Regions from separate parts of the Mus musculus genome. Here region 1 is linked to region 2. The links are chromatin loops, found by intact Hi-C in ENCODE. Cell type or tissue: heart. All regions are shown on one strand.

What was found. A loop is a pair of places that touch in the nucleus more often than their neighbours do. Peaks named below come from ENCODE experiments on the same cell type or tissue, not always from the same donor. Only the 100,000 strongest peaks of a DNase experiment are listed, where the experiment ranks them.
Region 1: a loop joins it to region 2, with 11 times the contacts of the local background. A loop is called at or near these places in 12 of 42 quality-filtered maps.

The regions. Positions count from the first base shown.
Region 1 is chr14:39,528,789-39,536,788 of GRCm38, forward strand. No RefSeq gene overlaps it. Among named protein-coding and RNA genes, the nearest start is that of Nrg3, 60 kb to the left of the region's middle. In heart, a CTCF peak has its summit at 4,071 (motif pointing right); no DNase peak of the experiment used is centred here.
Region 2 is chr14:40,889,976-40,897,975 of GRCm38, forward strand. It overlaps Sh2d4b (SH2 domain containing 4B), which reads right to left and starts at 3,339. Exons shown (of 8, transcript NM_177816.4): 1 at 2,807-3,339. The coding sequence starts at 2,990. In heart, a CTCF peak has its summit at 4,848 (motif pointing left); a DNase peak (open chromatin) is centred at 4,806; H3K4me3 peaks cover 576 bases.

The DNA.
Region 1 (8,000 bases), 1.4 Mb before region 2:
TTGAAGGAGGAGTATAGACAAAATCTGAAGTACTGAGATACCTGTTGGCTGTGTGTATAGTGGTACATGCCTGTAATCTCAGTATTTGGAATCCTGACACAGTAGATTGCCAGTTTGAGGACAGCCTCTGCTACATCATAAGAACTTGTATAAAGAAATAGTAACTGTTACTACTTCCTATTGATGAACTAATAAAAAGCGCATTGTTCTGGGAAAGTTCTATAATAATGAGTAATAAAATTATTTGTCTGGACAAAAGGTTTCCTAAATATGGGCTTATGTTAAATGAAAGCAATAGGAGCAAGATGTTTTAGGAGGCAAAAACAGTATGCATGCAAGCTTGACCACTTGAGTTGTTCCTAAAATGCATGTAAAAAGCAGATGCATGGTGCACATCTATAATTGCAGCACTCATATGTAGAGAAAAGGTATAAGGGCAGGAGGACTGAGTGGAAACTTGCAGACTGTAGCCTGGAATACTCAATGCAATAGTAAAACAAAAGAGACCCTGACTCAGCACAAAGGTAGAAAGCAAATATCAACTGAACCATTTGTCATCTGACCTCCATAAACACACTGTGAAATCTGTGCATACGCACCCATCACATTACACACACATTACACACACTACTTCATGAATGAATTAAGAAAGTTATGTATGGATTGATGGTAAGGAACACTTGGACAGTGTGCAGGAAGGGTGGCAGGAGTGGAGAGTGTTTGTTGCTCTTGTAGAGGACTGAGTTTACCTTCTAACTCACACATCACCTGTAACTCTAACTCCAGTGAACATTATTATCTCCTGGCTTCCAGGGACATTTATACTCACATGCTTACAACCAGCACACAAATGCAAACACATACACAAAATTAAAGTACACTTTAAAAATAAAAGTATCTTTTTCTGGTGATTGATATTTAAAAAGATTTCCTATGAGTATTAAAGGCAACCACAGGGGAAAGATCTAGTTTCTTTGTATACCTGCTCTGCTCCTTGGGTATTACATGATTGATTCAAAATGTTTTTAAAGGATTTATGTGTTTTGCATCTTGAAACAAAGGCAAACACCATTTTGTGTTGCCTCTTTCTGGTTGCATTTACATAAGTAATGAGCTGCTTCATGCCAGCAATTGTCCCTTCTCCAGGCCTCTCAAGGTCTTTTCTCTATTTTTATATTCACTTAAGTCAGTGGCTCTCAACCTTCCTAACACTTGGATCCTTTAATACAGTCCCTCATGTTGAAGTGACCAACAATCAAAAAATTATTTCATTGCTATTTCATAACTGTAATTTTGTTACTGTTATGAATCATAATATAAATATCTGACATGTGAAGCCCTCCCCCCCAAAAAAAGGGGTCGAGACCTGCAAGATGAAAAGAGCTGATTTAGGTGGAGGCTTGCGTAGACACAGCATTAGTACCATAAGAACTTTAAAGATTACTTGCTGAGTTGGTGATAATAAAAAGAACAGTTTACTTCTTGAGCCTAAACCTTTTTTTATGTTCTTAAATGCAAAATTCATGTTATCTGAAGCATAGTTTTACTAGGAATGAAAATTTTCGATTGTAGGAAAACTCATTCTTTCCTGACTTCTTTTAAGGAGCACTGCTTTGGCAAGAACCCTTTGTATATCTTGGTATAAGTTGATATTTCAAACAATGAAAATGGATTTTTAGGCTCTCAGCAGGCTTAATTTGATAACCTATTATCTTCAGGGAGAACACACTAGTGGGGGCACAATACTCATGAAGATTTCATCTGATTAGGCAAACTTAGGGACAAATAAGTTATGGGATAAATTCAGAAAGAAAAAAATAAAGAAATTTTACTTAGTAACAAAGTTTATTCTATATCCAAGTTAATTTAATTCTGAGACAGGACAAAACTGAAACGAGTCACATGTTCTAAGGGCATGCCATTTTCAGAGGGTTTGAAAACTTAATTATTTCTTCATTTCTTCAACATTCAATACCAATGGCTTAGGGCTGAAGGAAGCACTGAATCCTGCTGTGTTACACAAATAAAAAGAAGCTACCTTGAGCTTTAGTTTCAAGAATGCAAGACCATGAAATTGCTTGGAGGTTTGCCTAATATAAGTGTAGTGTAAGAAAGTAGGCTGTATCCTTGGACATAGTCCACTCAGTCTAAAATTAAGGTGATAAGAGTGCAAGGAACCAAAAGTAATGTTTTGGGGGTAGCTGGAAATAGTTTAAACATGCAACATTAAACATAGGGATTGCATGTTAATGGGAATAAGGGAAGTTCAGAGATTACCTGGGAGTTGAGATACCATCACTGTAAAGTTTTGTTGATTTAATTTGTTATTCATGAAGAACACATGTCAGTTTGTATCAATAGAAAAAAATGTTTTCTATGCTATGGAAATCACAGGGCTGCACTTATCTTTTGTAGTAGTTTGTGGGAAATTCTGCTGTCATTAGTTGTGTGGGTATGACATTCCTTATCACAAAAACTAGAATACATTGCCTTTGGTTCATTCCTCTTAGACCTGGAGCATTTTCATGATTTTGTTGGTTGATTGTAATTGGAGAGCAAGGTGTCATTTTCTTCCCTAGGTGATGCATAAAGGAGCTTGTGACTTCTTCCTAAAGTCTCTTATAATGCTTGATTGGGAGCCATTTCCCTCCTACAGTCCAAGTGGTAGGTGATTAGAAATCTAAGCATCATCCAGAAACATATGTGGGTCCCAGGGTCAAAAATGTTTTGAGCCTCCAGAAAAGAGCCAGTATCATATCAAGTCTTGCTCTGTAAGCCGGACATCTCTTTCCTTTACCCTGTCTTTGGTCTGAAGTCTCCTTACACAAACAAGTGAGAGTTGCTAACTGAGCCAGTAAACCCACAGAACCCCAAGAGAAAAAAAATTATAAGATGTTGCTAAAAGATGTGGTTTTGGGGGCGTTTAAAAAAACGCTAGCAATAAATAACTAGAGAGTTTGTTAATGTGCTATTTACACAAATGCCTGTCAGATGGCAGTAGGTGGGCTCTAGACAGAGTGAATGAATAGATGCTGGAGATACACAAAACTGAACACATGAAAACTTACTATTGTTCCTTTCTGTTCCTCCTGCCCACCCTGTTTCCCCAGATAACATAGTGCTCTGTGGAAGGCTGCAATGAATTCAGAACTAGCAATTTCATGCTTTATTCTTCTGATAGTCTCACATAATGATGGAATTTGCTTTGAAGAGTCTAAGCTGCTTCAACCAACATGTTTTATTTTAGGATCCTCCTTGCATTGTGCAAACAATGCTGGAATTTTGGCATTCTAAAACTCTCTACAGTTTCAAGCAGTTTATAAAGAGTCAAGTCAGTTATGCAAGGGTAGATAATCCACATGTATAGGTGCTAAAGGACATCCTTAGTTATTGAGACACACTGGGTAGAAGATGATTGGGGAAAGGTTCAACCAGAAATAAGTTTTCACATTAAAAAACTTAAAAGTAGAGGGAAGAAAAGGAAGGTAGACTTCTTACATATCTGAAGAATGATATGGCCCTCTACTTTTTAATAGAATTTTAAAATAAGTTTGACAAAATTTTCCTTACTCTGTGTAAACAAACGACTGAATAAATGATGATTCAAAACCAGTTTTATGAAGTGATGGGAAAGTCATTGCTACCTCTGACATCATCAGCTGTCCCCTAGACTTATACTGTCATGTGGACATAGCACGATGTGCTATTACAAAAGAGAAAATGTCAGTTCATTAGCTGCTTACTGAGGCTCACAAAATATATAACTGCTTCTAATTCATGTAATGTAATGGTGTTATGAAGTTCTGTGGGGAGCTGTTACTGGGATTTCTAGATTTCTACTTCTTTTGTTGTTTTTCCAGATGGCCAATTAAGGGACGATTAAAATAAAACAAGAAAGATTCTTTTCTGTTACTTTCCATGTTCTGATAGCAGGTTATTCTGTTGAAGGATACTGCTGTTTCTGAGCCTCAGGACCAAGAAGGGAAAAACAACAACAACAAAACCAAACTAAAACAAACAACAACAACAAAACCCAAAACCTTAGGGAAGCATCTGCACACACCAGCCTCTAGGGGGAGCGCAAGATCTTCTCTTGTGTGTCCTTACCCAGCTTTGCTCTCTGCCCCAAATAGCTCTTGTGATTTTCACACCAGCACTTGTTCCACTGATGCCATGCTACTGACTATCACTACAAGGTTGACAGTTTTCTTCAGCAAAAGACGTGATAATTTTCAAAGGCAAGATGGAGCTATTCAAGTATCCCCCATGAGACACATGCCTCTTGTGTCTGGAGAAGGGACAAGGTGTGTATAAAATGTGTGTATGTGAAAATAGTTGGCACCCCACAACCACTGTTCTACATATGGGGGATCAGTTTATTGTGAGCAGAACATATTTGTAAACAAACTGCTGCATTTTTATTAGAAGGTCTGTGTACATACATCTTTTTTCCCTATTAATTTATAAATAATGTTTTGCAACAAATATTGACACAGTGCTCTGATTCAATTATAGATCACATGGATAAACCCAGAGACAATTTATAGTACAAGGGATGAAAATCCCTTGCCATTATATAGCAGAGATGTGAACAAGCATGGGTTGTGTTATGTTAAGATCATTCTGGAACCATTTTCCTGTAAACAAGAAGTGGGGCTACATGCCTACACATGAGTAACTGCACAGTCTTATTTTTCTGTCACAAGCATACATGCATACACACATGCATGGTCTGTGTATCTTTCACTCATGTATATGCATGCATGCATACCTGTATTATGTATAAACCCTCAAGAATGATGTATTTTCCTCTATAATTTAAAAGTGAAGTAGTTTACTCCCAATTGAACGTCAGCTGGAATGTAACTTCTTTTTTGTAAGAGGCCATTGAAACAACTGGAGTCAGGCTAGGTAGGCACTGCATAATTCACTGGTTCACACACACTCGTGGCAGTTGTTGTCTCATTCACAAATAGTTTTTAATAATGATATGGTGTGGTGGATTTTGTTTTCGTTCATGGCCAATAAGAAAGTGCTGTGCTTCTTTACTCAGTTATTTTAACACCTCAACCAAAGGCATGTTAAAATGAGTGGGGTAGAATTACAGTCAAAGTCCAACGCATACGTGATTTTTGGAGTAACTTCCATGGATATGCATGTATATAAGTATGTATGTTTCGATGTATTACATATTTATGTATGTGTGTGTGTGTGTGTGTGTGTGTATACAAATATTTACAAGTTTGTATTTCAGAAACTAGGCCCAATAGTTTTTAAGTAAAGGTAGACATGTTTTATCTGAGATTGGATTCTCTGATAGTTATTAGCCCTTGACTGCACAGAGGTGCCAAACCCTGATATAGGGAGTTTAGAATAAAGATTTTTTTATGTGATTTTGGAAACCATCAAACCATCCAAATTTCCTATGGAGTTCTCTGAAATTAAGGTGGTCACAGAACTCATATTTTCTTTTAAAACTACAAGGATTGTATTTGTAAAAATTTGCTTCTGTTAGCCTTAGCCAGAATCTGGAAAGAACCCAGATGTCCCTCAGCAGAGGAATGGATAGAGAAAATGTGGTTCATTTACACAATGGAGTACCACTCAGCTATTAAAAACAACAAATTTATGAAATTTTTAGGCAAAGGGATGGATCTGAAGGGTATCACCCTGAATGAGGTAACCCAATGACAAAAGAACACACATGATATGCACTCACTGATAATAGCCCAGAAGCCCAGGATTTCAGAATACTCAAGATACAATTCACAAACCACATGAAACTCAAGAAGAAGGAAGACCATAGTGTGGATACTTCTATCCATTTTAGAAGGGGTGAACAAAATACCCATGGAAGGAGTTACAGTGACAAAGTGTGGAGTAGAGATTGAAGAAATGACCATCTAGAGACTGACTCACCTGGGGATCCATCCCATTTACAATCACCAAACCCAGACACTGCTGTGGATGCCAACAAGTGCTTGCTGACAGGAGCCTGATATAGCTATCTCCTGAGATGCTCTGCCAGTGCCTCACAAATACTGAGGTGGATGCTCCCAGCCAACCATTGGACAGAGCACAGGGTCCCCAATGAAGGAGCTAGAGAAAGGACCCAAGGAGCTGAAGGGGTTCGCAGCCCCATAGGAGGAACAACAATATGACCTAGCCAGTACCCCCAGATCTCTCAGGTACTAAAATACTAACCAAATAGTACACACGGTGGGACTCATTATTCCAGCTGCATATGCAGCAGACAATGGCCTAGTTGGACATCAATGGGAGGAGAGGGCCTTTGTCCTATGAAGGCTCTATGCCCCAGTGTGGGGTATTGCCAGGGCCAGGAAGCAGGAGTGGGTGGGTTGGTGAGCAAGGGGAGCGGGAAAGGATGAGGAGAGGAGAGGGTGTTTTTTCAGAGGGGAAATCAGGAAAGGGGATAACATTTGAAATGTAAATAAAGAAAATATCCAATAAAAAATTGCAACTATTATATGTATGGCTAAAGCTTAGGTTTTCTCAATGCATACTATATGTAGTGTGTTTTGATAAAATCCACTCACCTTTAAGCCTCTCTGGTTTATCCCCGATTTCTCTACAACCATTCCCTCAGAAATCTACTGTTTTTTTAACCCTCTGACTTTGCCTATTGAGCATGGATATAGGGCTATATACTGGAGCATGATTAACCTTTTAAAGGGCGCATCCCTGAAGAAAACTGTCAATGCCTCTCCTAGCAGACATCAATGACAATAGACCCTCAGCTAGGATGGAACTTCATGAGCCTCTCTCCTATCCATTCTGTAACTTTTGGCTGGCTTGATCCTGTGCAGGTCCTGAAGGTGCAGCACTATGTCTGTCAAAAACACTGCTTTCTAAAGAGGTTTACACTGCTTCCTTTTACAATCTTTCTTAAGCCCTTCTGTGATGATCCCTGAAGCCTGGGGGCAGCATTGATTAGAATTGAATACTACACAGTCTCTTGTTTACACTTTCACCAGTTTCTGTGATAATTGTACTTTACTGTAAAAAGAAGCTTCTCTGATGAGTATTGAGAGATGCACTAACCTGTGAGTACAAAGAAAAGAATTTAGGGGTCAAAAAAGTATTTAGGGATCAGTTTATTATCATATCCATTTAGTAGAATAATAATATTAGGTTTTCCCCTAGGGTCAATGCCTTGATAACCACAGATTTTTGGTACAGCTAATACTATAAGACTTAAGTTCCAACTTATTGTGGGGAGCAGGTTTTAAATCCAATCATAAAGTGGTTAGTCACTCCCATAACGTGTCTGCCATTATTGCACCAGCAGAAATTTCTTGCCAAGACTGTCATCGCTATAGCTTGCAGTTCCCACAACTAGGAAAGACTAAAAATCATTGCCTTATTAAATATGTAAAAGGATTGGACAAAGTCATAATTATTGAGCTAAGATGAGAAGTTTAAGCTCAAAGTAGTTAGAAAAAAATTGTTTTTGTCTATGTATTTGAACCTTCAGGATTTGAATTTAGGGTTTCAGACTCTAAAGTCAATACTTTTTCATTACTATAACTAATATTTACTAGCTACCAAAAATTATGGTGATGTGTTTTGACTCTTTGAAATATTCAAAATAAAAAGGAAACACCTCAAACCATTTTATCTATTTCTGTTATATGTTTTAGGGCCAATATACATACACAAATCATCTCAGAGAATATCTATCTAATATTTATATCAATTCTTTTGTAATAAAGATAAAAAGTGGATAGAAATATATGCTGAGGATGGATTCGAATAGAAATCTTAATGAGGTAACAAAAGGCTGTGCTTTATATTAACAGACTCTCTACAATTTATTGGTGTTGGAAGTGGTACTTGATATGTGATCCTGCTGATAATCTTGACACTTAATATTTTCACTATGATATCATTTGATTAGCATGAAGAAAATTTGTGCTAGATTTTTAGGATTTTGAAGAAAATGTTCTGGTACTAGCTTAACAATGAAGACTGGTGGGATT
Region 2 (8,000 bases):
TCTATGCTCAGTCTCAAGGAAGGAAAACACAGTGAAGTGTAGCTTGAGTGCCAGCAGTTTGGAATCTACTGGGAGAGTCACACAAGGGAATGGTGAATAACAATGGTGGGGTAGCAAATGATGCAACTGGGGTTGGTCCTATGTGCCAGAAAGGTACATCAATGGCATCTCCCAAGATTCCAGGGGCAGGGACAACAGATAAAACAAAAGAACATCACCAACAGTAAGAAAAACATGCAAAAGACCAGGGTGAGAGTGGACATGATGAGGCGGTACCATCATGCCTGAAGAATGTATTGAGGCAGACCAACATGGAAGTTAGATTGGAAGGCGGAAGCCAGGCCACCAACAGGCCTGCACTGCACATGGCCTGGGTTGAACCCTTTGAATAAATCAAAGCTACACTTTGCTTGATGAATAGATGGAGACAAGTGAGGGAGGGTCCAGGGGCAAAAAAGAAAGCAAGTGGATTCGTGCTACAAAGTATAGAGTTGAGCTAAAAAAAAAAATAGCCCTTACATTCTAAGAGACTAGAACTTTTGCTGGACTTTACAGACAGACTTAGTAACATACCTTGAGGTCACTTAAGACTTTTAAGATCACTATCCTACTGTGTACTCAGTCTGTTCGTTTAATCTGCCTTTAAGAGGACAATACAACAACCAGCCTTAATTGCTTAGAATTTCAAATGTATTCAACTTTTACAACCTACGCTAATGCATAGCTGTAATCTTAATCTACCTGGCATTAGTGATCTGCACCAAGTTTTAGCCTTTGAATCTTTGAGTAGATGGATCATAGGGCTTTCGGTTGACTGAAGTAGCAGTATAGGGAATACTGGTGACTCAAGAACCAGGAGGCAAGTGTCATACAAGGCAGCTCCCATGCACCTCACTCAAGAGCAATGCATGTTTTGGGACCTGTGTTATAATCATCAGTTTCTGAAAGAGCAAATATAGGTTCAAACCAATTTTATAAAACGAATATCCACCAAAAATGTTGAATGCCACATATAAATGTTGATTGGTAAATAGCAATGTTTGTAATACTCTTTGTTATCTGGGTCAGTTAGGGTCGGTGACTTAAGCTCTTGTAACACTTTGTTAAAGATTTCCATGAAGAACCCATTATTCCTTTCCCCATGTGATGCTTTCTGCATTTTTCAATAAAAGAGAGGACAAACTCTTTGTTAGGGACAGACACACCTACAGAGAGACAGGGACAAACAGATTCACAAGACAGCCTTCAGGCAGGCACATAATCAGACCCATACAACAGACAGAGGGCAATGAAAGATGCAGAGATATAGAAGATTCAAATCTGGGCTCACTCTTGATTAAATGACACCAAGAGAAAATGCTTCATTGATCTCTGTACTTAATGTATGCAACACCAGCACATTATTGGTGACTCTGCATTTACTTTATTGTAATGTTTTCAAAGGGACCATAAAGTGTGTACAACATACACAAAAGCTAGTCTCCGTAGCAGAATCTAGAATGTGCAAGGTGCCTTAGCACACCTGATGCTGGCTAGAGGTCCCAAGTAGGTCTGTTAGCCCCAGTACATGGCTTTAACTGACAAATGACTTTGAATATAAAGTACCTGAAAGACAGGTTGGGTCTTTGCTTCTTGCCGGAAGTTGCTATTGCCATTTGGAGATGATGACTCATTATGCGAGGAAATTTTCTGGCATCCTTCTGGCAGATGCGCAGTGGGACTATAAACACAACCCACAGCATCCTCTCACATGAAGACGTGGGCTGTGGAGTACACTGTGGGCTGTGATATAGAGTAGAGACCTAAGCTGAGAATCAGAGTCTATATGCCAGGGAGGAAGGACCTAGTTATCTTCAATGTATTCTGACTAGAACTGCTATTGAGGGTGAAAGTATAACAAAGTAAAAACAGAATTCTAGGCCTTTAGGCCCAGGCTTGGGAATGTGGCCTTTGTAAAGGTATGCTAATCATAAAACAGATAGCGACATTCCTCCACCCACCCACTTCCTGGGTTCAAAGAGTGCTCATTCAAAGAAAGTCACCCTGACCATTACCAGAACCTGCAATGCAAATGTGCTATAGTTAGGGGCTCTTAGAAGCTGTCTTGAGAGTTAACAATTACCAGGTATTCCTTGTGACTCTTAACTGGTATCTTTGGTATCTTCCAACAACGCCCTCCCCACTTCCTTGAGTTGTGGTTTCTTCCTTTAAATACCCCCTTACCCAGCTACTCGGGCCGCCGTGGTCCTCTACCCCTGCGTGGTGTATGACTGTGGGCCGGAGAGCGCTCTTGAATAAAAATCCTCTTGCAGTTTGCAACAAGACCGTTTCTTGTGGGGGATTTTGGGGTGTCGCCTCTCCTGAGTCAGAACGTGGGAGAGTCCTCACTTTGTGGGTCTTTCAAGGGTAGAGAATATGCCCTTGGTCTGGGCATATACCTTACTAGTAGAGTACACAAAGCCTCAGACTCAATTCCCAGAATCAGAAAAAGAAAGAAGACAATGGTCTCTGTTATGCACCATGCAATTGTCAAGCATCAGATTCCACAGCGCCTTCTTTGAAGTGAGGAAGTCTACACTTCCCCAGCCCATCTGAGTCCTGCATAGTCCCTGCCACATTCTTCTATAATCCTGGTTGGAAACCCAAGCTAGTGGGACTAAAGGCCCCAGCACAAGGCTTCCAAATCCCCAGTCTTTATCACACTAGTGCCCATACGAAAGGAGAACCCAGCCTTGACTCGTTAACTTTCTCATTATTAGTTAAGATTTGGTGACCCGCCCCCCACCCCCACCCCCAAGCCACATACCTCTCTTGACCTTTGCGGGCCTCAGGCCCTCTGCCTGAGCCAGGGCATCCCACGCCTCCCGTTCCCTCCATCGCCGCAGCTGCTCCTCTCGCATCTTATAGAAGAGGATGTGCTTCTGCACATCGCTGAGCTCGGCCAACAGCTCCGGGTCGATGTACATGTCCTGCAGGATCTGCTGCAGCATGATGCTGTGGGGGACGCACACCGGAGTGCAGCCAGTCAGAACTCCAAGGCTACACAAGATCCCTGGGCCAGGCCAGCGCCTTGAGCCAATTCTGCCCTAGCTCCTCACTTTGGAGTCACTCCAGATGACCTCTCCTTGGACAGCATCTTTGTCCTGTCTCAGCTCCCAGCCAATGATGGATTCATATCGGCCAGGACAGCATTATTCACCCAAGCAGCAAGAACCAAGGGGCTCTGAGAGGTAGCAGAGGCAGAGAGCTGTCTAGTCCTGGCTTCCTATTAAGATCACTTATCATTAAATTACCACATTTCAGCAGTGTTGTGGCTTCACCTGGGGTTTCTACAACAATAAGGCTCCAAACATCTGCTCAGACCCAAATCCACCTGGGTCGGGAGGTGTCGAGTGATCTGTTAGTGGAAGGTAACAATGACACCAGCTGTATCAGTGACACTGGCCCGGCCAGCTGAGAACTGATCCCTCCCCTGCAGATAAGAGGGGGTGGGGAAGAAGTTGTTTGCCTACTAATTCCATGTCTTTTGAGCCAATGTCAGAGGCCTATGCAACTTTCAAAAGCTTCTGGGACCCCAGGTGCCACAACTGTATCTGCTTCACCATGAGCAACCTTCCTCATTTCAGGGCACCTGGAAGATAATGTTATTACTTCTTAAAGTGCCTTGGGGAGGAAATGCCTTCCCTCCTATCTGTTTTGGATTCAAACTGGCGAACAAAATGGAATCAGTAGAAGAAATGTAGGGGTTATTACCTTACCACAGTGCTCATGACCATAAAGATGACATCATTTCCTTTCCCTAGAGCAGACTTTTAAACTCTGCATGTGCTTAAAGACAGGCCTCCCCAGTGGGCCATTTGGGAGGTTGTTGTTGATATCTTTGTTGTCCAAGTCCTTGCTAGTCTGCTTTAATACAAATGTCCAGGCTTCTGCTTTGAGGTGGGTAGGAGCTGCTCTTGCTGAGACCCGAGGCTCCCTTTCTAATAAGCTTGCTTGCAGAGCTGTTCATAGGTGTCCTTTTATCCAGACAGGAAAGCCCAGGAAGGTAGTGCATGCCTCGGGCTATGCAGCCAGTAGGCTGCCGCAGCAGCGCTCCACCCAGATTTCAAATTTGACATCCTCTTCGTAGTTTAAAGCTGCAACCCTATCCGGAGAAAACAGGCAAGATCTGGCACTGTGAGCAGGTTGGATTGGTGGTATCAGTTTCTCCACTTCCCTAGGGATGGAAGAGGGATCCGGAAACCAAGAGAAATGGTAGAGACCCGGAGTCTGAATCTGTCTCTCTCTGCAAGACTGACACAAAAGTAAGCAGAACCAAGCGGAGTCTCTCCAGTTAAGCCCACAGGGTCAAAAACGAATGTGGCAGCCAGACACCCTCCTCTCAGGCCAGTCCCTTTTCCTCTCTCAAGCCGGTTTTGGTCGGCGTTTTATCCCAGGCAATAGGGAAGCAAATTGGGACACTGGTGAACCAAAGGCAGGAAGGACATCTAGCCTCTGTGTCCCCAGATTCTTAAAAGAACAGGATAGAAGGCAGAGAAAACACTATTAAAAGCAGAGGAATGGTTCCAGGCCTTTGAAAGCAGTGGCGTCCTGGGATTTGTAAACGAATAGGAGAAATTACTCCATTAGTGCTACTGAGGCTCTGTTTGCGGGGGAGGAGCGCTCCCTAGCAATCCCAGGTCAGTGGGGCAGGAGGCCAATTGATACCAAATACGTGAACCTGACCCAGCCACGGGCTGTGTCAGATTTCTGGAACACTAAGGGGGCGGTTCCGCCACTCTGGGCTCCTTGAGTGCTCTTATCCACGTGTTCCTGGAAGCTGCGTCTGGCTTGGCGCGCCCCCTGCCGACCGAACTGGACCACAACCCTAGCACTGCACGCCAGGTGCAGCCGGACTGGAACGCAGCAGCATCTTCAGACAGGTTATATTTTGGTTTTATTTTTCATTGGCCGAAGTGGTCCCTGTTGCAAACTGACGCCGTTTCTTGCCGGACAAGTCTGTTGTGCAAGTTTCTGGAAACCACCTGGATGTCCCTAAGCTGGGAAACATTATTCTTGTCACGAAGAACGATGATGACATCAGTTGTTTGGAGGAGGGGAAAACACCCAGGGCAGTAAGAGTGGAAAGGCAAAAAACGAGGGATATGTCCATAGTGTGATTTGTTTTAAAAATGTGTTTGGACCCCTGGGAAGTAGACTTGGGAGAGGGCAGAAATGATGAGAGAAATTATGTTTGATTATTTCTGTGTAAACAAAGAGAAGCATACAGAAAATTACACACATAATTGGTTTCTTCTTAGAAAATAGGGGATTGACTGCTATACAGTAAGTTAGATGGTCTTATATAACACATATGATTAAAGTCAAATGTATTTCAAATTCCTAAAATGTGCTCTACAAACACCACACCTGGAATTCAGCCTACATGAGGAACACTACTAGAAAGATCCCTGAAGGCAAAGCCAGGCTTCCCTACCCTGGGGAAGTCAGGAGGGCACCTGGGTTCCTGAGCAGGAGAAAAGCTTTGAGAGTTTCTGAGAGGAAGTGTTAAAGAGAAGGCACTGGAAGGAGGTTGCAGGGATATGCCCCTCCATACCCCCTTAGATGTACGTACCTCATACTGGCCTAGAACTAGCTGTGTAGCTGGGGTCCCTGAACATCTGACCCTTTCCAAGGATTGAATTTACTGGCATGTGCCACCACACTCAGTTTTATGAGACTTGTGTCGGGGCTTAAGCACATCTCCAACTCTGCTTTTAAAACAAGTCAATGCATGCTATTTTCCTGAGCAAACCCCAGTTACTAAAGTCTAAACCCGGGTCCTCACAGGGTTCTCAAAATCCCCAGTGATCTGCACGGATGGCCCCTCCCACCAGTCTCACTGACTGCAGCCTGCTGGCCTCACCCTGGGCCGATCACTACCTGACTACTCAGTGCACACATCAAACACCACATCCCTAGCACCTCAATATTGGCTTATCAGTCTGCCTGGGACCCACTTGGCTCCTTAGCGAATCCGAGTCTTGGTTCATATGAATCCTGTTCTTTCGCCATGCTGGAACTCAAACCCAGGTCTTTACGTGTATGGGCTCTTGTATGGATCTACGTTCTCAGACCAGCTCAGTTTGTTCATTACCCTGCACTCACGGCTCTCCCCACTCGCTTCCTCTGCTCTGTGTTTTTCCTTAGCATTGAACTTTGTAAACCACTACTTTACTTATTGATTTGTTGCTGTATTTTTGTCTGTCTCCCTGCTAGATAATAAGCAACCACCAGCAGGTGTTTTCGTCTGCTTCACGGTGTAGAAGGAACACTGCTGAGTAGTCCTGGATAAACATCCATAGAAAAGAAGGAAAGGCTGGGGAGGCACTTCTGTTGTCATTTTTTAAACACACACAAAATCCTGGGCTTGATACTCAGTATCATGTAAAGTAGGAATGGTGTGTTGCGCACTTTTAATCTCAGAACGTGAGCAGCGATGGTGGGAAAACCAAGAGTTCAGAGTCAGAGTTAGCTTTTGTCAGGTTTGAGAATGGCCTGGACTACATGAGACCCTGACTCAAAACAAGGAGGCGGGGAGATGAGGAAAGAACTTCCCAGGTTGAATTGAGCAGAGTTTGAGCAAATGCTGTGGCGTTCAGTTGCTGGTTACTTGGACCCTGTAGTCAAGGGAAGACGGATGAATGGCCCTGCCAGAAACTACTTGCCTTGGCTTCTCAGTCATCCCTGAACATATGTCCCCAACAAGGCAGTGAGGGCTAGAGGACTCCACCATCCTGGCCACAGGCAAGCCCATGTGAACAACCACTGAAAGGCCAGTGGCAGGACAGTCCTGCTTACTTACTTCCCACCGGCCCTGGAACAATGGCACTGAGGAAGCTGCTTTCAAGATCTTACTTGTACAGACCCAGAGCTCTGTGAAAGACAACAGCAATTTCTATCCCACCGCTACTAAGCATAGTAACAGTAACAAACATAAGAAACCTGACCAGGCAACAGGGCGCATGACTATAATCCCAGCACTCGGGAGGCCGAAGTGGAGGACCAAAAGCTTAGTCCAGTCTAGGTTATATAAAAGACCTTGTCTCCACTGGGGGGAGGCAGGAAAATCTTCAATGTTCCTACACCTGTATATGTGCAATCAATACTTAGAATATCCTCCGAGAAAAGAAGATCCTTCCTACATAGGAACCATGCATAAAACACAAAACCCTGGGAACAACTTTAACCTGTAGGGGTGGATAAGCAAAGTGGACATCTTCGACGATAGGATATCTAGCTACATTTAAGGGTGCCTAGGTATGTACCACATTCATCATCAGCATTGAACCCGCTTTGCAGATTGGCTCCAAACCCAGTGACGTCACCCACTGGCGATCGGGACCTGTGCCTCTATTGCCACGGCAATTGCATGCATTTCCAGAGTCCACTTCCCACCTTTATCTGTGAGCACTTCTGTCACAGGCTAAATAAAAGGCAGAGCCTTCCTGACCTTCGCTCCTCTTTCTTCTCTTTTTCCCTTTGTCTCTGTCACTCCCTCTTTGCCTCTGCCCCCACAATCAACCTCTGCCACATGAAACTACATTGGCCTGGTATGGTCTGTCAGTTATTGAGCAGCAATTCCAACACAAGCATGACCCATTATTGGCCTGGAGAGACGCAACAGTCAGTAAAGTGTTTGCTTTGTAAACATGAGGACCTGAGTTTTTCACTCCAGAATCCATAGTATTTCAAAAAAAAAAAAAAAATGGAGATGTGGTGGCATGTACACCTGTAATTCCAATTCTGGGAAGACAGAGACAAGCAGACCCTTGAGGGTGACCAGCCAGACTAGCTTATTTGATAAGGTCCAGGCCAGTGGAACACTATCTTGAAAACAAGGAGTATGTTGGGAGTAGTGAAGATGATGGCTCAGTGTATAAAAGCTTTGTCCCCAGCCCTGACAACCTGAGTTCAATTCCCATATGGTGGAAGGAGAGAGCCAACCCCCAAAGTTCACA